Regions from separate parts of the Homo sapiens genome. Here region 2 is linked to region 1. Evidence: read pairs that join two places in POLR2A ChIA-PET (ENCODE). Cell type or tissue: HepG2. All regions are shown on one strand. Each heading gives the region's core, and the rest is flanking DNA. Links, peaks and the distances in the headings are about the cores only. Region 1 overlaps KIF26B (kinesin family member 26B). Region 2 overlaps KIF26B (kinesin family member 26B).

The links. Peaks named below come from ENCODE experiments on the same cell type or tissue, not always from the same donor. Only the 100,000 strongest peaks of a DNase experiment are listed, where the experiment ranks them.
Region 2: POLR2A ChIA-PET joins it to region 1 with 5 read pairs; 2 of 35 experiments call an interaction of 5 or more read pairs at or near these places.

The regions. Positions count from the first base shown.
Region 1 is chr1:245,252,174-245,263,070 of GRCh38, reverse strand. All of the region lies in intron 2 of KIF26B (kinesin family member 26B), which reads right to left. Among named protein-coding and RNA genes, the nearest start is that of KIF26B-AS1, 23 kb to the right of the region's middle. RefSeq lists enhancers at 3,713-4,580, 5,449-6,316, 6,317-7,186. In HepG2, for the core only: no CTCF peak of the experiment used is centred there; a DNase peak (open chromatin) is centred at 4,590; H3K4me3 peaks cover 535 bases.
Region 2 is chr1:245,183,051-245,193,947 of GRCh38, reverse strand. All of the region lies in intron 2 of KIF26B (kinesin family member 26B), which reads right to left. Among named protein-coding and RNA genes, the nearest start is that of KIF26B, 34 kb to the right of the region's middle. In HepG2, for the core only: no CTCF peak of the experiment used is centred there; no DNase peak of the experiment used is centred there.

The DNA of each region.
Region 1 (10,897 bases), core at 3,109-5,608:
TCCTTGACTGCACCCCGCCATGAATCACTGAATTACAAGGATGATGGTAATAACAAGAACAATGAATACTTACAGAATTTTTCTTATGTGCCAGGTATGGTTCTAAGTGCTTTAACATACACACATATGAACTAATGGGGATGAAGTTCTCTCCCTAACTAAACCCTAAACACTGGTTGGAATGTCACTGGTGTTGAGGCTGCATGTGAATAGAGCAGCCTGCTCTGTGAAATGAACATCTGTCTTTCATCCTTCTAAAAATTCCATTCTACTTCCAGAGAAAGACTCAAGAGTCTCTCATTAAGAACTCATTCCTGGCCAGGCGCAGTGGCTCACGCCTGTAATCCCAGCACTTTGGGAGGCCGAGGTGGGAGGATCACTTGAAGTCGGGAGTTTGAGACCAGCCTGGCCAACATGGAGAAACCACGTCCCTCCTGAAAATACAAAAGTTAGCCAGGCGTGGAGGTGCATGCCTGTAATCCCAGCTATTCGGGAGCCTGAGGCAGGAGAATCGCTTGAACCCCAGAAGGTGTGGGTTGCAGTGAGCCAAGATCGCGCCATTGCACTCCAGCCAGAGCAACAATAGCGAAACTCCATCTCAAAAAAAAATAAAAAACAAACAAATAAACAAAAAAAGAACTCATTCCCTCACTGCAGACTCTACCTGGAAAAGAAATTAAAAAGTGACGCACAGGTAGATGTTCAGAAGACCCGCCCCATGTCTTCCAATGTCTCTTAAAAGTCAGCAAGGAAGAAGCAGCTCTCACCAAGGAAATAAAATTGTATGCAAAGCAAAATCACAGGTAATCAAAATGAGAAGCCCCTGAACTTTTCTTCCATCAGCCGGACAGTTGCTTTCATAGTGGCTGTCTCCTATGTTCTGTACAATAATGATTCCTGTGTATTTCGGTGTATATATCACATGAGAAAAATAAGGCTCTCCAAAGACAAACACAAAGACATGCCCGATCTGTGTGTCAGCATGGGAATCAGAGGTAATAATGTGCTCGTCACACCTCAGTGCAGACAGGATATTTGAAAAATGTTAACAACACTTATCAGTGACCAAAGGAGCATGAGGCAAACTGCTGTGGAGAGAAATAACTCTAGTGTTGGATCCAGGGGCCATCGGTATCTCCCAGATTTTGGGCTTCTGCATGTGAAAACCATCAAGAAATACAAGGGTTGAGCCGGGCATGGTGGCGCACGTCTATAACCCCAGTACTTTGAGAGGCCAAGGTGGGTAGATTGCTTGAGCCCAGGAATCTGAGGCCAGCCTGGGCACATGGCAAAACCCTGTCGCTACAAAAAATACAAAAACTAGCCAGGCATGGTGGCGCATGCCTGTAGTCCTAGCTATAGAGAGGCTGAGGTGGGAGGATCACTTGAGCCCAGGAGGCAGAGGCTGCAGTAAGCTATGATCACGCCATTGCATTCCAGCCTGGGCAACACAGCTAGACCCTGTCTTGAGAGAAAGAAAGAAAAGAGAGAACGAGAGAAAGAGAGGGACAGACGGAGGGAGGGAGAGAGGGGGAGAGAGGGAGAGAGAGGGAGGGAGGGAGGGAGGGAGAGAGAGAGAGAGAGAGAGAGAGAGAGAGAGAGAAAGAAAGAAAAAGCAAGCAAGCAAGCGAGCGCGAACAAGCTGGGCGCGGTGGCTCATGCCTCTAATCCCAGCACTTTGGGAGGCCAAGGTGGGCGGATCACCTGAGGTCGGGAGTTCGAGACCAGCCTGACCAACATGGAGAAACCCTGTCTCTACTAAAAATACAAAATTAGCCAGGCCTGTAATCCCAGCTACTCGGGAGGCTGAGGCAGGAGAACTGCTTGAACCTGAGAGACGGAGGTTGCGGTGAGCCGAGATTGCACCATTGCACTCCAGCCTGGGCAACAAGAGTGAAACTCCATCAAAAAAGAAAAGAAAGAAAGAAAGAGAGAAAGAGGAAGGAAGGAAGGAACGGAGGAAGGAAGGAAGGAAGGAAGCAGGGAGAGAGGGAGGGAAGGAAGGAAGGAGAGAGAGAGAGAGAAAGAAAAGAAAGAAAGACAGAGAGGAAGGAAGGAGGGAAGGAAGGGAAGGAAAGGAAGGAAGGACAGGCAAGAGTTGACATCTGTGACTCTGTGATTGCATCTGTTAGCCAATCAGTCATCAATAAGCATCTACAGAGAGCTATGTCCAGAGTCCTAGGCTAAAAGACAAGAAGGCTATTGAGTTAATAATCTAATAACAAAGATACTGTGGCTGAAGTCCAGAAACTTAATGATGTGTGTCTGCAGTCGGGAGCTTGGTTCTGTCTGTGTGGGTTGAGCACCCACCCCATCCAGGCCCAGTACAAGGGAATGCCAATACAATTAAGACACAGATGCCAGCATGACATTTACACTTGGCAGAAGGTAACAGATGTGTGAGAAGTACTTCCCTCTTCCTGCCAGTCAAAGGAAGGAAATTCCACCAGGTGGTGTGAGCACTGACCGCAAACCGGTACACATGCCTCCAAAGTTGTTAATCCTATAGGCCTCGTTGAAATGCATGTATTAAACATGTTCTATTTATAAAATGTCAAAGTATACTTATTGCTTATTCCTTCCAGTTCCCTAGAGGGAGTCCAACACACTCACTTCTCTTCTTACAGGTACCTGAATCCCAGAAAAGGTAAGTGACCTGCACTTGGGCCAGGAAGTTAGCAGAAAGACTAGGATAAACCTCCAAGCACCTGCCATGGGTGCTGGCCACACTCCATATCTCAGTACTGCACTGGCCTGAATTACATTATGCTCTTCAGTGACAGAAAGGCCCAAGAATGTTGCATACTTACAGATTAACCAGCACTGTTTCCTGATTCTGCAGGCCACGCTTCTACCGAAGCCTATGGGAAATGAAGGGAGGGGCAGGCAAACAGCCCACTGAGAGAGTCCAGCTTCTCACCATCAACTCCACCAGTGTTCTGTTACCTCCTCTCCTTGCCTGGCTCATCAGGCTCTCCTCCGACCCCATCCCACCAAAAAAGCAGCAGGAGGTACATCCTTTCACCTCTCAGATAAATGAACAGCATCCTGTCCCACTATGCTATGCCTCAGTTGTGCCACACTTCAAGAAACTCAGTAGAGAAAAGCTCACCTTTTTTTTTTTTTTTTTTTTTTTGAGACAGGACCTCGCTCTGTCACTCATGCTGGGGTGCAGCAGTGCAATCTTGTCTCACTGCAGCCTTGACCTCCTGGGCCTAAGCAATCCTGCTGCCTCACCCTCCCAAGGAGCTGGGACTACAGGTGCATGCCACCATATCTGGCTAATTTTTTTTGTATTTTTTCCAGAGACAGCATTTTGCCATGTGGCCCAGCCTGGTCTTGAACTCCTGAGCTCAAGCGATCTGCCCACCTTGACCTCCCAAAGTGCTGGGACTGCAGGCATGAGCCAGCCTGCCTGGCCAAGCTCACCCTGTCCATTAATTATCAACATTCAAGAGGCTTCTGAACATCATAGGAGGTTGACTAGCAGGTTCTCAGTGGGTGAAGTTTGCTTTTAGTGACCAGGCACAACCAAACCCAGTATTCTCTCCCCTGTTCTTTAGTATCAGCATGCTCACTTCCTCCGGCCTTATTCTCTAGAATCATGACAACTGATCTGACAAGGGTATTTATGTTCATTGAACTGGCCCTCACAACCCTGCCTGGTAACACGTGTGCATTTCAGCGATGGAGCCTCAGTCCTCACCGTCCAATGGGAAGGGATGTGGTGGGGCGGGGAGGCCAGTGAGATAAGACATTGGATATCATGATTACTCCATCTCTATTCCTCAGTCCGCACCACCTAGGCAGGCACTGTTGGGGCTAAGCTCCAACAAATGTACAACAATGAAGAGATAATAATGTACAAAAATGAACAGAAGAACTGAGTGGGGAAACACCTTAAGAAATCACCCATTCCAAAGCCACTTCTTTCAGTGATAAGCAGAATGCAGCCAGCACTGCCATGTAACTTCCCATACCCACCCAGCTAGGGGCACAGCTTGAGGTCTAACATCTCCCAACCCATGGAGCAGGCTCAGCGCCTGGGGGGCTGTTGCAGAAACTGGACTGGCACACATGTTGCACGAAGCGAGGGGCACCTGTGATTTTTATGTGGCCTTGCTTTTACTCTTCATGCCAGAGGCCGATCAGCATGCCACACACTGCAGAGGGCTCACGCATGGGAAAACCGGAGCGGAGATGGGTTAAGCAACCTGGCAGACACACGGTGAGTCAGCAGCCATCACTTCTGCCTCTGCCTCCCAGCCACTTGCTCTCACCCCCGCCCGTGGGTCCTGCTTGTTCTGATTTCATGCCCCCCCACCATGCTGTGCTCCTGTAGCTGCCTTGCTATGGTTATCCTTGGCAAACCCCAGTGTACTGTTACCCCAGGCCCGGGTCAGATGCTGTGAGAAGGCTCTTGGAATGAGACGCCACAGCTCCACGCAGAGCAGGTGGAATTTGGAAAGGGGCCAGTTGCTAATCACAGTAAGACAAACTTTCATTTTAGTCTCTATTTTATGGATCCCATTTGTTTACCTGCTCATTTTTGCAGGTTAGCCAGGAATGAGCTTTGATCCTGCTCCAATACCAACACCACTGTTTGCCCACGGCATTCAGCAAAGGAAGCTTGGTGAGAGAGGCAGGTCAGAAATGAGCTCCTGCTTTGGGTCCCCAGGGCACCCAGGCCTCCTCCCGCATGCACTCTGGTACCTGAAGTTCACATCTCACGGGGCCCCAGAGGCCCAGTATGGTTGTTTGTCTCTTCTGTGTCAGACCTGCCTTTCAGTGGGATGGACAGCAGCTCCTAGAAGGGGCTCTGTCTTACACCTCTGGACGCTGGGGCTTCATGTACAGCGAACTCCATAAACACCGTAGGTGGTGACGAGGAGGAGGAAATCATAATGAAAGCAAGGTGATGACAAACTCAGCACTGTCTAGAACAGTAGCCACGTCAAGCTCCCTAGGACCCCAGGCCTGGGCTGCTCTCAACTCACCACCGGAGAATGTGACAAGATCGAGAAGCTTCTGAGCAACATTTTTTTTTTTTAAGACAGAGTCTCACTCTGTCACCAGGCTGGAGTGCAGTGGCATGATCTCAGCTCACTGCAACCTCCGCCTTCCCGGTTCAAGCAATTCTCCAGCCTCAGCCTCCCGAGTAGCTGGGATTACAGGCATGTGCCACCATGCCCAGCTACTTTTTGTATTTTTAGTAAAGATGGGGTTTCACCATGTTGGCCAAGCTGGTCTTGATCTCCTGGCCTCAAGTGATTCGTCCACGTTGGCCTCCCAAAGTGCTGGGATTACGGGTATGAGCCACTGCACCCGGCCTGACCAACTTTCTTGATCACAAATATCTACCCCTGTCCTCTGCCACCTAAGCAAGGGCCACTGTGATGCTTCTAGACACGGGAGGGCTTTGGTGGGAAGCTATTTCTCCTGTCCAGCCTTCCTCCAGGCTGATGTGCAGCAAAGCTTTTCACACGACGGGCCCTGAAGAGTAACTCGTTTAACGACAAAAATTCAAGGACCATGGAGAAAAGTGTTCCAGTCTCTTCCCACTCATTGAGAGGTGAGCTGAGATGACATTTCAGATGCCCACACACGTATTCCCTCGAGGCAGGGGATATCATCTGTCAATCCCATGTAAACAAAAGGAGTCAAACTCTGTAAAATGTTTGAAGAGACTTATTCTGAGCCAAATATGAGTGACCGTGGCCTGTGACACAGCCCCAGGAGATCCTGAGAATGCGTGCCCAAGTGGTCGGGCTATAGCTTGGTTGTATACATTGTAGGGAAACACAAGAGGTCAATCAATACATGTAAGATGTACATTGCTTTGGTCCTGAAAGGCAGGACAACTCAGAGGATTGCTGAGGGGGTTCCTGGTCACAGGTGGATTCAAACACTTTCTGATTGGCAATTGGTTGAGTTTATCTAAAGACCTGGAATCAATAGAAGGGAGTGTCTGGGTTAAGATAAGGGGTTATGGAAACCAAGGTTCTTATTATGCAGATGAAGCCTCCAGGTAGCAGGCTTTGGAGAGAATAGATGGTAAATGTTTCTTATCAGACTTCAAAAAGTGCCAGATTCTTAGTTAATTCTCTACTGGATCAGGAAAAAGACCTGGGAAGGGAAGGAGATTCTCCACAGAATGTAGATTTTCCCCACAAGAGACAGCTTTGCAGGGACATTTCAAAATACATCAAAGAAATATATTTTGAGGCAAAATACTTTTATTTCTTTTGGGGCCGGCTATCTGTCAAGTTGGTATCTCATTGCTACAAAGAGTCCGCTTTGTCAGTCTGAAGTCTCTATTTTAATGTGAATGCTGGTCAGCTGTGCCTGAATTCCAAGGGGAGGAGGCTGTAATGGAGGCACGTCCCACAGCCCATTCCCATCACCGCCTGGATTAGCATTTCAGGCTGACTTTAGAATGCCCTTCGCGGAGAGGAGAGGTCCATTCAGTTGGTTGGGGAGCTCAGAATGTTATTGTTGGTTTATACCCACCTGGGTCTTACAAAAAGTCAACCAACTCTCCTAAAAGTGGGGAAGGCTGAGCAGCACTGGCCAGGGGCAAGGACACAGGACCTCAGCACTGCAGCCCTCAAGGGCTAACCTTGGCCTCAGCTTCCTCATCCGGACGATGGGGCTGTTGGACTCAGGGAAGATGAAGGTCCCTTCTAAATCTAACATTCAACATTTTGCTTCCAGGTGTCCTGAGACAATGTGCACATCAGCTTCTTGTTTGCAGCTAGTACATGTCATGGACCCAGGTTACGTAAAGTCAACTCAGGATTTGATGTCAAATCCCAAAATGTTAGCCATATTCCTGGTCTGCAGCAGGGGTGACCTGGGAGCCATTTGAAGAGAAGGATCTTAGATTTTACAGATGAGAAATGTAAGACCTTGAGACGTCAAATAGCTTGTTCGAAGTCACACAGCTGAGAAGGGCATACCCAAATCCCGGCCCTTTCCAGCACAAGGCAGGTAGGAAGGAGGGAGGGTAAGCAGCAGAACACCAAAGGCAGAAACCAATAAAAAGGAAGGAAAACTTCCTTACAGTGGCTTTAAGTGACTCATTTAATCTCTTCATGCTTCCTCATTTCTACTTCTCAAGGAAGTATTTCAACCATTTACTAACTTTAAGTACCATGAAGGAATGGGTTATGTGAAACCAAAGAAGAACCATGTCTAACAATTTAGAAATTGCTACTCTCTGGGCAAAAAAATAAGAATACATTAGTGGTACCATCTTGTTAAAGGGAAAAAAACAATTTCCATGTCCCCAGATTTTCTTAAATGGTTTTTATGTGAGATTTTGCATCTATAATATACTGCTGCCTTCAAGAGTTTGTTTTAACTCTCAGAACAGGAATATCTCAAAAGAAGACAAACTGATTTTTGTAAGAGAGCCTGGCAGCACTGCCTTCTGGATCTGCCTTTACAGCACGAAGCCACTGGGTCAGCTCATGTGTGGGCAGTGGGTTGTAAAGGGCTGTGTAATCGTACCAAGCAAAAAACATACAAATCACATGATGTACAAAGTGCTTTTGAGAATGAGCATGTGAAAATAAGGGAGGGCTCTCCAAAAGGAAAACTCACAACCTGACCATGTTTCTGATTTCAATCTAAATGGGTTTCACACAGCTCCAATCAGGAATCTCAACAGGAATGTTCAGAGACTTCTCCTCCAAAGGACACTGGCTGTAATGAAGCTGGACACTTAGTTGATTTTGGCCGGTGGAGAGATGGATAGAGGGTGTGTTGGCCCATGTTGCGCTGCTATAACACAATACCTTGGACTGGGTAATTTATAAAGAGCAAAAACTCATTTCTTTGCAGTTCTGGAAACTAGGAAGTCCAGGATCAAGAAGCCAACATCTGGTGAGGGTCTTCTTGCTGGGTCATAACATGGTGGAGGGCATCACATGAACAAGAGAGAGCAAGAGAAGGAGGCTAACCTCATCTTTTTATCAGAAACCCAAGATAATTCCCAAGATAATGACATTAATCCATTCATGAGGGCGAGTCCTCACCACCTAATCACCTCTTAAAGGTCTCACCTCTTAACACTGTTACGGAGGATGAAGTTTCCAACATGTGAACTTTCAGGGACACATTCAAACCACAGCAGAGGGAATGTTTACTTTTAAAGTAAAAATAGGGTTCGTTTTTGTTAAGAAAATGGAATTGCTATGTCATAAGCCATGCTCCTGAAAGGTATACAGTTCCAAACCTGAAACAGGCATGGCAAAAGCCCACACAAGAATAGCTGCCTGCATAGCCCCCAGGGTACAGCCCTCTTGGAATGCACTGGCAGCAAAGGACACGGGCCTCATGTGGGGCATCAGAACAGCTCCACAAAAAATTACATGTGATGTCATAGCACGTAACTGAGATCAATAAAAGGGGAAGACGTATTTCCTCCCCAGTCACTCTTCCCCCAGAACTAAGAACCTGCCATTCTTATATGCACTTTTGGAAATCTCCACAAGTATCTTTCAATAGGAACTGCTCAGACCCAAAACCTGAGCTCATCATTTCAGCCAGGATGCCTTTCAAAAATAAGTCATCATTCGAAAAGAATGTGTTATTTTTCCTTTAGCAAAAAGGAAAGCCCTCCTCCCCCAACCCCCTTTGTTAATTTTCATAGAATCGCCTTTACCCTCCCCCTGTAAAACATGAGGAAATTCCAATTTTTTGCTCTGGAAAGTTACAACGCCTGAGTAGTTCTGGGTACGATATCCAGCAGAAATTACTATATGTCTACCATGTGCCCAGCACGGCCACTTATGCCACCCTATCCATGGGACATATGCAACCTAATAAAATTCTAGAAATAAAGTTAATCAGAAAGAAAAACTACTGCTAAAGTCAATGCGTTACAGGTCATCTTCTCAGTAAATATTGAATGATCTAGAAAATGCCCATAATGTTAAAGAAAAAAAACAGCACTTCAGCTGGGTGCAGTGGCTCACGCCTGTAATCCCAGCACTTTGGGAGGCCGAGGCGGGCAAATTACGAGGTCAGGAGATCGAGACCATCCTGGCTAACACGGTGAAACCCCATCTCTACTAAAAATACAAAAAAATCAGCCGGGCGTGGTGGCGGGCGCCTGTAGTCCCAGCTACTCGGGAGGCTGAGGCAGGAGAATGGCGTGAACCCGGGAGGTGGAGCTGGCAGTGAGCAGGGATCGCGCCACTGCACTCCAGCCTGCGCAGCAGAGCGAGACTCTGTTTCAAAAAAAAAAAAAAAAAAAAAAAAAAAGCAGGACTTCAAAGTCTATAGACAGGAAAATTTAAAACAAAATTTTTTAATCTATATATAATTTAAGAATAAATATAAAAACTGAAAAGTCCTATAACCATTTTAAAAAATTAAGTTAGTAGTTCAAAATTGACACATGAATAATCCCCATGTCCAAATGCCTTTAGAGACAAATCCTACCAAACTGTATTAATCCAATCTTACGTAAACTCTTCAGAGAGTAGAAAAAGAGGAAACATACCCCAACTTATTTCCTAAAGCTAGTATCACTCTGAAACCAAACTAAATGAAGGGAGTGCAAGAAAAGAAAATTATAAGCCACATTCACTAGCAAACAGATGTGAAACTTCCAAATGAAATGTTAGCAAGTCAAATCCAGCAATATATTTTAAAATAATAATAATGACCAAAGCATCTTTGATGCAAATAATATAAAAATCATTTAACACTAAAAAAATCTCTTAATGTAACTCCTACATTAACATATTAAGAGGCAGGGCCCAGTAGCTCACACCTGTAATCCCAGCACTTTGGGAGGCCAAGGCGGGCAGATCACCTGAGGTCAGGAGTTTGAGACCAGCCCGACCAATATGGTGAAACCCCATCTCTACTAAAAATACAAAATTAGCTGGGCTTGGTGGTGGGCGCCTGTAGTCCCAGCTACTCGGGAGGCTGAGACAGGAGAACTGCTTGAACCTGGGAGGTGGAAGTTGCAGTGAGCCGAGATCATGTCACTGCACTCCAGCCTGAGCGACACAGCAAGACTCCGTCTCAAAAAAAAAAAAAAAAAATTAAGAAAAAAATTATCACCTCAATGGATGTAGAGAAAACATTTCATAAAATTCAATTCTGATTTATGAAATTTAAAAAATATTAGCAAACTGGGACAAAAATTTCCTGACCTTGATAAAGCATGTGTACCCATATCACACAGTGAACATCATACTTAATGGCTAAGTGATAGAAGCAGTCCCTTACAAAACTTAGAACTGACAAGGATTCCCACCATCATTACTTCTATTCAACATGGTTCTAGAGACCCTAGCTAGAAGAATATGACAAGAAAAGTCAATAAGAGGAATTAGGATTAAAAAGAAAGAGACATATTATCTGCAATTATGACAAAAGAGTCATAATTGCAGACATATTATCTGCAATTATGACAAAAGAGTCATAATTGCAGACATGATAATCTACATGGAATATTCAAGAGGATCCACAAGGTATTAGACTTAATAAAAGAGTTCAGTTTGTTATATATCTCATTAATAGTAAAAACCCATACAGGTCAACAGCAATCAATCAATTAGAAAATGTAAGTTTTAAAAAGAACAATCCATTCACAGTAACAAATAATAACCCTAAAGTACCTAAGAAGAATTCCAACAAAACATGTTAATGTCTTTATGGAGAATATAAACATTTACCGAAAGGTAATAAAGAAAACATACATGAATGAAGAGCTATATAATATGTTCATATATGGGAAAACCAATTTTCTTTTTTCTTTTTTTTTTTTTTTTTGAGACAAGGTCTCACTCCTGTTGCCCAGGCTGGAGTACAGAGGTGCAATCTTGACTCATTGCAGCCTCAAACTCCTGGGCTCAGGTGATTCTCCCACCTCAGC
Region 2 (10,897 bases), core at 3,983-6,482, 70 kb after region 1:
AGCGCCCCATGGTCCAGGTCCTAACACGATCAATGGACGCAGCCCTGTCTCTGCTCTGAATCTTTCTCTGCCATTGATTTGCCAGTTGTTTCATCAGATGGCAGCCTTGGCCTACTGTGCCTGAGTTGCTGCCTTCATAAAGAACAAGTAAGTTGTCATAAATCTGGCGCAGTGGAGGGACGCTCTGGCGACAGATGACTCAGGTTTGAACATGGGCTTCTCCACTTACTTGACTTCTCTGTGCTTCAGTTTTCTCATCTGTAAAACTGGGATGATAACAGTACCTACATCTCAGAGGATTGCTGTGAACATTAAATGATGTAACACATATAAAGTGTTTAGAACAGGATCTGGTTCTTTGAAAGCTCTTAACGCATGATGACTATTATTACATTCCTAAAATGAGAAAAAAATATGAAATTTTGAAAAAAGGTTATTTAAAAAGGAAAGCCTAAGCTTTCCGGTTTATTTAAAAAGGAAAGCCTAAGCTTTCAAACCAATTGAAACAGACTGAGTCATATGATTGTCTTTGGTGAACACAATGGCAATAAGAAGTCAAGTACCAAAGGAACATAAATCATTCTACCATAAAGGCATATGCACACGTATGTTCACTGCAGCACTATTCACAATAGTGCAAACATGGAATCAAGCTAGATGCCAATCAACAGTAGACTGGATAAAGAAAATGTGGCTCATATACACCATGGAACACTATGCAGCCAAGATCATGTCTTTTGCAGCAACATGGATGGGGCTGGAGGCCATCATCCTAAGCAAACTAACACAGGAACAGAAAACCAAATACCGTGTGTTCTCAATTATAAGTGGGAGCTAAACAATGAGCACACATGGATACTAGGAGGGGAACAACAGACACCAAGACCTACTTTGAGGGTGGAGGGTAAGAGAAGGGTGAGTCTCAAAAACTACCTATTGGGTACTATGCTTACTACCTAGGTGATGAAATCATCTGTACAGCAAATCCCATGACACACAACTTACCTGTATCACAAACCTGCACAGTGCCCTGAGACTAAAAGTAAAAAAAAATTATCTGTTGGGTGTAATGTTCACTATTGAGGTGATGGGTACACTAGAAACCCAATCCCCACCACTACAGAACGGGACACGTGCACCTGCACACGCACCCCCCAAATCTGTGATACCACACAATCAATAAATACATAGAAGAAGTCAAGTATACTAGAGATGAGAGTTCACAAACTCAGGCCTGTTATCTTTAGACTCCTCTCCCCAAGAAGGAAGAGTTACTGTGGGCTCTGGAGGCCCCTAAAATAAACATACCTCTTTCCTCCCTCCTGGAAGTTTATATTATTTTAAAAAGTCATCAGTATAGATGATCATTTAGCAGGAGACAGAGTTTGAAAACTATGTAACTTAGTTTATTCAAGGATGATTTATATAATAAATTCTTAAGACAGATATATGAGAATCAAATTTTTACAAAATATCTCAAAATTAAAAATGTTTTTAAAGTAATGTATGCCCTTTTAGGAAACACAGTTTACTAGGGGAGACCAGCAGCCATCAATATTATTCTCTGCTAATATTGTAGCAAGCATCCTTTTTTTTCTTTCCTGTGAAGTTTTAAACTGTCTAGACCAGAAAATACTTACATTTGAGGTTATATCCTGCTTTTTTATCACTTAGCATTAATTATATCATGAGCACGTCCCCTGAAACATGGGAAACATTTTACAAATGTTATTTTAAGAGACCACACAGCATTTGATCAAATAGATTGATCATAATTTCTGTAACCATTTCCCTAATGCTGAACATGCAGCTTCTTTCTAATTCTTTATAATTATTTTTTTTAAATGCTTCAGGAAATACTTTTGTGCATTAATCCTGGTAGTTAGGATTATCCCCTTAAGATAGATTCCCAGAAATAGAACTACCAGGTCAAGGAGTAAGAATAATTTTAAGGTTCATCACACTGCTTTCCAAAATGGTATTAATTTATCCTTCATTATATGAAAGAATATCACATTTTACAAAATCTTTGTTAAGCTGCATCAAAAATGGTAGCTTACTGTTGTTTCGATTTGCATTTATTTGATTACTAATGAAGTTGAACAATTTTTCTTGCGTTTGGTAGCCATGTGTGTTTGTTTCCCCTTTTGCAAAGTCAGTTCAACTGCCTTTGTCCCTTAAACTACTGCGGTCTTAATGTTGACATTAGCAATTTGTATTAAAAATTCTATATTAAAGATATTCATGCTTCGTTGTAATTTTTTACATTCTCTGCAGATTGTCGCCTGCCCTTTGATTTTGTCAACGTACAAATGTTTTCTGATATACAGAGTTTAATTTTTATGTAGTCAAACCTGTCTATATTTTCTCTTGTGATACCTTCTATTCTATCAAGCTTAGAAACTTCTTTATCCATATATTTCCTTCTAGATTTTTTTATATATATTTAATCCTTTTTGTTTGCTTGTTTTGAGACAAGAGTTTCACTCTTATTGCCCAGGTGGGTGTGTAGTGGTGTGATCTCGGCTCACTGCACCCTCTGTCTCCTGGGTTTAAATGATTCTCCTGCCTCAGCCTCCCGAGTAGCTGGGATTACAGGCGTCTGCCATCACGCCCAGCTAAGTTTTGGATTTTTAGTAGAGATGGGGTTTCACCATGTTGGCCAGGCTGGTCTCGAACTCCTGACCTCAGGTAATCCGCCCGCCTCGGCCTCCCAAAGTGCTGGGATTTTACTCTTTTCAATGTTGGGAGGTAACTTCTCCCCAGCATTCTACCCAAATATTGGTGGCATCTTATCACAGGAAGAGCCAGATTACAAATGAACAAATATTCATATTTATGCATATCTGGTTCTTATCTCTTTTTTTTTTTTTTTTTTTTTTTTTTTTGAGACAGAGTCTTGCTCTTGTCACCCAGGCTAGAGTGCAGTGGCACGATCTTGGCTCATTGCAACCTCCGCCTCCCAGGTTCAAGCGATTCTCCAGCCTCAGCCTCCCGAGTAGCTGGGACTACAGGCACCTGCCACCACACCGGCTAATTTTTGTATTTTTAGTAGAGATGGTGTTTCACCATCTTGGTCAGGCTGGTCTCGAACTCCTGACCTCAGGTGATCCACCCACCTTGGCTTCCCAAAGTGCTGGGATTATAGGCATGAGCCACCACGCCCAGCCTGGTTCTTATCTCTTATAGGGAGACTGAGGCATCATAAGCCTAAGGGAAAATGACTACTTTCTTCAAATCAAAGAGTATTTTATAAGAATGCTGAGATTTTAATAGACATCTGTAAGAAATGTAAAAAAAAAAAAAAACAAAACAAAACATTCAGGGAAAACTTATAGGAAAAGATGTCCTATGTATAAAACCAAAGTGGATACTGGAACAGGAATTAGGAATTGGTGTTCTCAAAGTTGGCAGAAGGTACTCCCGGGAAAATGAGAAGCTGTTTCCAGTGCAAGTGCAGTGCCGTGACTGCTTGTGGGATGTGCTAATGGGCACCTGTGAGGCTGCTGCCCTGTACCCTCCAATCTAGAATCCAGGCTAAAGACCCTGCAGCCAGTGTTACAGGAAAGATTACAAACCAAATGGCTTAGTTCTGATAAGACCTAGGCAAAAAAGAAGGAAGAAGTCCTGACAAGAGAGTCCCAGCAATCTGAGCACCCGGCTGTGGAGCCCTCGGGGGAACATCCCATAGGCTGCTGATATGGTCTGGCTGTGTCCCCTCCCAAATTTCATCGTGAATTGTAGCTCCCTTAATTCCCACATGCTGTGGGAGGGACCCAGGGGGAGATGACTGAATCATGGGGGCAGTTTCCCCATACTGTTCTCATGGTAGTAAGTCTCACGAGATCTGATGGTTTCATAGGTTAATTTCATCTTGAATTGTAGCTCCCATAATTCCCACGTGTTGTGGGAGGGACCGGGGAGGAGATAATTGAATCACGGGGGTGGTTTCCCCCCATACTGTTCTCACGGTAGTGAGTAAGTCTCACGAGATCTGATGGTCTCATAGGAGTTCTCCTCTTTCACTTCACTCTCTTTCTCTCTTGTCTGCCACCATGTAAGACGTGACTTTCACCTTCCACCATGATTGTGAGGCCTCCCCAGCCACATGGAACTGTGAGTCCATTAAACCTCTTTGTCTTTATAAATTACCCAGTCTCATGTGTGTCTTTATCAGCAAAGTGAAAACAGACTAATATGACTGCCTTCAACTTTGTTAACACACAACCTTCCAGCTCTAGAGAGGACAGGTCTCCTCCCTGCCACAGAGAAGGCGCAAGGTTCTAACTTCTGGGGGATCACACAGGTGGTAGGGGGCTTACCTCTAATTTAGGAGCCCCTTGAGAAAGAAAACTCTCAGCGGACATCTAGAACAAGAACACTCCACAGCCTGAGGTTCACGAACCCTGAGATCACCCAAATACCCATTTCCAGCACATCCAATTGTTAGTGTAAAATCGTCTGTAAACATTGCTTCTTTGTGGCTCAAGAATAACAGTGAGATAAACTTTAAATGACAGTTTGCTGTTTTGTTATGGAAATGTTAACAAGGTGTGTTTGGCCTAGGAAACATCATTATCTTTTGTTTTCCTGGGGAAAATGATATTGAAAAGTTAACCAGAGTTCACTTTCCAGACCTGGAATAACATAAGAAGAGATTTATTATATCATATTTCCCAGGATTTGAACAAAAGCATCAACAATGCAAGATAATGACAGTTCACCATTTTTATTATGGTAAAATACATGTAAACTTGACTATATTAGCCACTTTCAAGTGTGCAGTGGCATTCAGTACGTTCACATTGCTACGCAACCATCACCACCATCATCTCCAGAACTTTTTCATCTTCCCGAATTGAAACTCTGTATGTTAAACAATAACTCTCCATTCCCCTCAACTCCAGCCCCTGACAACCACCATTCTACTTCCTGTCTGAGTCTGATTACTTTATGTACCTCGTGTAAGCAAAGCCATACAACATTTGTCCTTTGTGACTGGCTTATTTCACTTGGCATCATGTCTCCAAGGTTCATCCATGTTGTAGCCTGTTTCAGAATTTCACTCCTTTTCTGAACAATATTCCATTGTAAATACATAGACCACATTTTGCTCATCCATCCATGATGGACACTGGGCTGTTCCCACCTTTTGGCTACTGTGAATAATGTTGCTACGAACATGGGTGTACAGATATTTGTTTGAGTCCCTGCTTTCAATTCAACTGGGTTTATACCAGAAGTGGAACTGCTGAATCATATGTAATTCCTTGTTTAATTTTTTGAAAAACTGTCGTATCATTTTCCAAAGCAGCTGCATGATTTTACATTCTCAGCAGCAACACACACATGTTCAGTTTTAAAATCTGTACATCTTTGTAAGAGGAACTAACTTGGGAGCTAGTTCCTTAAAACATATCTTCGTCATCAGTTTGCAAAGCACAGAGGGAAAGTTGAAATGTCTCTCTGAATTGAGCTATTCAGTCAAAACCAAACATGATGGTAGGAAAGTAAGATCTTGGGACAAATAGGGGCTATTCGAGAGAGAGGTGGGCTTTGCTGGTTCCCAAACTGGCCTCACTTCCTGCCTACTCTCCCGGCTTCACCGACCACACCCCTGTTCTACTGTGTCTTGAATTTGCCTCTTTTTTTTTTTTTTTTTTTTTGGAGATGGAGTTTCACTCTTCTTGCCCAGACTGGAGTGCAATGGTGCGATCCAGGCTCACTGCAACCTCCACCTCCTGGGATCAAGTGATTCTCCTGCCTTAGCCTCCCAAGTAGCTGGGATTACAAGCGTGTGCCACCACACCTGGCTAATTTTTGTATTTTTAGTAGAGATGGGGTTTTGCCATGTCGGCTAAGCAGGTCTCGAATTCCTGACCTCAGGTGATTCGCCCACCTCGGCCTCCCAAAGTGCTGGGATTACAGGCATGAGCCACCGCGCCCGGCCTTGAATTTGCCTCTGATTCCAATTTCAGTGTTGATTAACCTCATTCATCCTCATCATTCAAACTTGAATTTCCTCAAGATCAGAAAAATAATCCTCAACCACAATTTTCATCATATCATCTAGAGCTCAAAAACATGAATTCCACATCCTTTGCCTGTTCTTCAAGGCCCTTAACCAACTTTCCCTATCATGTGTCTAATAAATGTTCTAATAACTCTTTATTATCATCTCTTATAGCCACGAAAAGTGTGTTACACTCTCATCAACCTCCCCCTCTCCAACATAATTACTCAAACCCACTCAGAAAACTGAAACACCAAGAGCCTTCCAATCCACATTCTCCTAAAGTACAGGTGGGTGTACTGAGACTTCTGTCAAGACAAGAACCTGAACCTTCTCTTGTACTGTCTCTCAAGCTGGTTAAAAGAAAGCGACCACAGCAATACTCCTCTGCATTAACCAAACCACTAGTTATGCCTAGTGTCAAAGGTCTTTTTTTGTATAAATGTATGGGGTCCAAGTGTAATTTTGTTACATGGACATATTCCATATTGGTGAAGTCTGAGCTTTGAATGCATCCATCACTGGAATAAACTACATGGTGTCCATTCAGTAATTTCTCATTCCTCATCAACCTGCCCCATCTTTGCAATCTCCACTGTCTGTCTTTCTCTATTGTCCATGTGTACACATTATTTAGCTCCCACTTATAAGTGAGAACACGCAGTATTTGTCTTTTTGTGTCTGACTTGTTCCACTTAAGATAATGGCCTCCAGTTCCAGGCAAAGATCTTATCATCTTTTCTTCTAGAGAATTAAATTACTTAGAAAAGTACCTGGCTTGGCTGAGTGCAGTGGCTCACACCTGTAATCCCGGCACTTTGGGAGTCCAAGGCGGACAGATCATGAGGTCAAGAGATCGAGACCATCCTGGCCAACATGGTGAAACCCTGTCTCTACTAAAAATACAAAAATTAGCTGAGCGTGGTGGTGCGCGCCTGTAGTCCCAGCTACTCTGGAAGCTGAGGCAGGAGAATCACTTGAATCCAGGAGGTGGAAGTTGCAGTGAGCCAAGATCGCGCCATTGCACTCCAGCCTGGGCTACAGAGAGAGACTCTGTCTCAGAAAAAAAAAGAAAGAAAGAAAGAAAAAAAAAAGTATTTGGCTTTTTATCCAACATTACCATAGTTCCTTTGGTGATGATGATGATGATGATATAATAATACTCTTTGCATCTGATGTCACTTTAATTGACAAAACACTTCTGCTATTTCATTTGATTCTGTCTGAAAGATAAGCAGGGCAAGTACTAAGAGTCCCACTTTACAGAAGGCCAAGTTAGAGATACGTAACTTACTGCCTGGCTAAGTAACAAGAAAGGAAGTTAGACTAAAACCTCCAGGTGTTTGGACTACTGACGTCATGACCTCTCACCTTTGACTCCTACACCCCCTTTCAAGCTCACTTTCTCAGAACAGCTACTGTCGACAGAATTCACTGGGCTGCCTTTCACCTCACAGATGCAGGGAGCTTATTGTATCCCAGGGAGTAACTTATTAAGGCTGTTTAGCTGGTTTAGCTGCACCCAAATAAAGCAAAAAATGAAGAAACTCAGTAAGGTGCTCGCAGACAACATTTAACCCAAGGTTACGGAAGCAGGGTCCATTCTTTGCGAAAGTGGCTTTTCCTTAACTGTCGAGGCTGTAGCCGGCATCACTAGAACCCAGCTCGGCCCATGACTCATCGAAGGGGGCATTCTGTTGATGTGGCTGTTATTTGGAAAATTAGCGCACGTGGGAGAAGGGACCATCTTAAGAAAATATAGGGCCAGGCGCAGTGGCCCACGCCTGTAATCCCAGCACTTTGGGAGACCAAGGTGGGTGGATCACGAGGTAAGGGGTTCGAGACCAGCCTGACCAACATGGTGAAACCCCGTCTCTACTAAAAATACAAAAATTAGCTGGACGTGGTGGCGGGCACCTGTAATCCCAGCTACTCAGGAGGCTGAGGCAGGAGAATTGCTTGAATCCGGGAGGCGGAGGTTGCAGTGAGCTGAGATCACGCCACCGCACTCCAGCTTGGGCGACAGAGTGAGACTCTGTCTCAAAATAAAATAAAATAAAATAAAATAATAAAAAGAAAATATAAATAGCTTTTCTTTAACTCTCAAGGTTGTAGCCAGCATCACTAGAACCCAGCTCAGCCCATGACTCATCAAAGGGGGCATTTTGTCGATGTGGCTGTTATTTAGAAAATTAGCACACATGGGAGAGGGGATCATCTTAAGAAAATATAAATATTAGAAATACAAGTGAATAAACTGGTGGTAAATGGAATCCTTGAAGCTGGTCTGTAAATTGCCAGATGACAGCTCATTCCTGTGACACACAGTTGGAGTGTCCCACTCCTTCAGACTTTGCTGAGAGAAAAGACAGACCACAGTGTTTGTTGATTGACACAAAGCTGACTTTTGGGGTAATGACAGCCTCAGAAAGCATGTTTAGATCCACTTAGTCCCAACACAACTTGTACCTTTCGATTTTATCCAGACCCCCCTCCCTTCCTTGTGCTATTCTTGAAGGTTGGAACCAGGTTTCATTAAGTATCTCCGCCACCTGATTACCTGAGGTCAGGAGTTCGAGACCAGCCTGGCCAACATGGCGAAACCCCATCTCTACTAAAAATACAAAAACTAGCCAGGTGTGGTGGCGGGTGCCTGTAATCCCAGCTACCCGGGAGGCTGAGGCAGGAGAATCGCTGGAACCCGGGGGGCAGAGGCTGCAGTGAACCAAGATTGCACCACTGCACTCCAGCCTAGGCGACAGAGCAAGACTCTGTCTAAAAAAAAAAAAAAAGTATTTCCACCACCTTAGCACACAGCAGAATGTCAAAAATGTGAGTTGAATAAATTTGAATTGAATGATTAGCATAATCCCAGAGAAGCAATAAAAAATTTGGCTCTGAACGCTAACTATGGATTTGGATGTCTAGGATTCCAATCTGGAATCCCCTGATCTCCCATTGTACTGGGCTGCAAATAGCCACAGAAATGTCTAATTAAGTGCTCTGGGCAGACTTCTGCAGTGCAAGCAAGACGCTCTCTATCTGCTACAGCAATAATAAACCTCTGTCTACCATCTCAGATTTAGGAGGAAGCAACCTGGCAGCCACACTCGCCAAAAACAATTCACCACTCATTACACAGCCACTGTTTTCTCAGAGATATAAGGTTTGGGTGCACCTCCGTTTATAGTAAAAGAATCCCTGAGAAGTTCATTTTAATTGCATCAATGAGAAACTGCTCTCTTGAAGGTAACAATGGCTAGATTATTTTGTGATGAGAAGTAACACTCCATATTTAATTTGTTGCATAAATTCAGATTTTAAAATTTTGACTCCTATTTTTACACAGGACAGATGAGTACATTTGATTTTCAATACTTTCCCCCAAGATTTTAAAATCAAATAGCAGATGAAAGAACATTAAAAGTGAACCTGCTTCCCCAGAGATTATAAAGACACATTTGTGTACCTGTGTGCACAGATGACGACGCACATGTGTACACACAAACGCCAAGGCCAGAGTCTAAAGCCAACCCAGGATCCACTCTCCATTCTCATTCAATGTGCTATAGGGCTGAGCTATTTCTTGCAATATGTCCAAGATGTTTTAAGACCTGGCCTGGAGCTCATGTTACAAAGTATTAAAGTTCACCTTGACACTCTACCATTCAATTTGCCTTTGTGATTAGTGCCCCAAAAGGGAATATCCTACAAGTTCATTCCATCCAGTGACTTCTACCTTGTGTCACTAGTCTTGGATTTTGGTAAAAATAAGTCTAGCATCTCACTTCCCCCCACTTTCCCAGAGCTATAACTGATCCTTGGGGGACTTGGAGGAAAACCACAGGTATACTTAAGAAAGCTCAAAAAAAAAAAAAAAAAAACAACAACTCCCACCCATACCTGTTGCAGGAGGTTAGGGGTCAAGATGTAGGAAAAAATCCAATGAAAGCAAGAATGTAGTCAAAAACAGAGAGATGGCTTCATCAAATAACTATATGACAGTACCCCAACAAAAAACTCCATCACTCTGTCTGCCCTTCTGACAACCTGCTTGGCAGCTGTGCCCTGGTGCCATTATGGCTTAATCGTGTCATACCGCCAGGTCTTTCTCTGATGCTTAATTTGCTTTGTTCCCCAACCCCATGCAGGTGAGGAGGTCAAGCTTTCTTCTGATGAGTGCCAAGGCCCTGGAGTCCATCTCACACCTGCAGGTTGCTTCTGTGACAGTTCTCCCACCCTCAGAAGATGTGTTAGAGATTCTGTCAGGATCTCCAACTCCAGCTTGCTCATGTGCCAAATTCTTACGTCAGTCTTTGCAATCTTGATTCTACCCAGCATGTGACGGCCACTACATATGCTTTGTTAGAAAATGAAGGACAGAAAAGAAAATCCACAGTGGTCATTCTAAGTCTATTTTCTTGAAACCTGAATGAGTCTGGAAAATTTCTTTATGCAAGAAAAATGAGTGATCTTAACTCGAAATGGACCATAGACCTAAGTGTTGGAACCAGAACTATAAACTCTTAAGACAAAAATCTGGAAGTAAATCTTCATGATCTTGGATTAGACAACTTCTTAGATACCAAAAGCAATAAAAGAAAAATTGATCAACTGGATCTCATCAAACAGAAAACTATTGTGCTTCAAACAACACCATCAAGAAAGTGAAAAGATAACTCACAGACCAGGAGAAAATACTGGCCAATCATATATCTGATAAGAGACTTATACCCCAGGATATATTAAAGACTTACAACTCAATAACAACAACAAAAATAGCCCAATTAAAAAACACCAAAAGGTTGAATAAATGTTTTTTCCAAAGAAAATATATGAATGGTCAATAAGCACGAAAAGATGCTATACCTCATCGGTCATTAG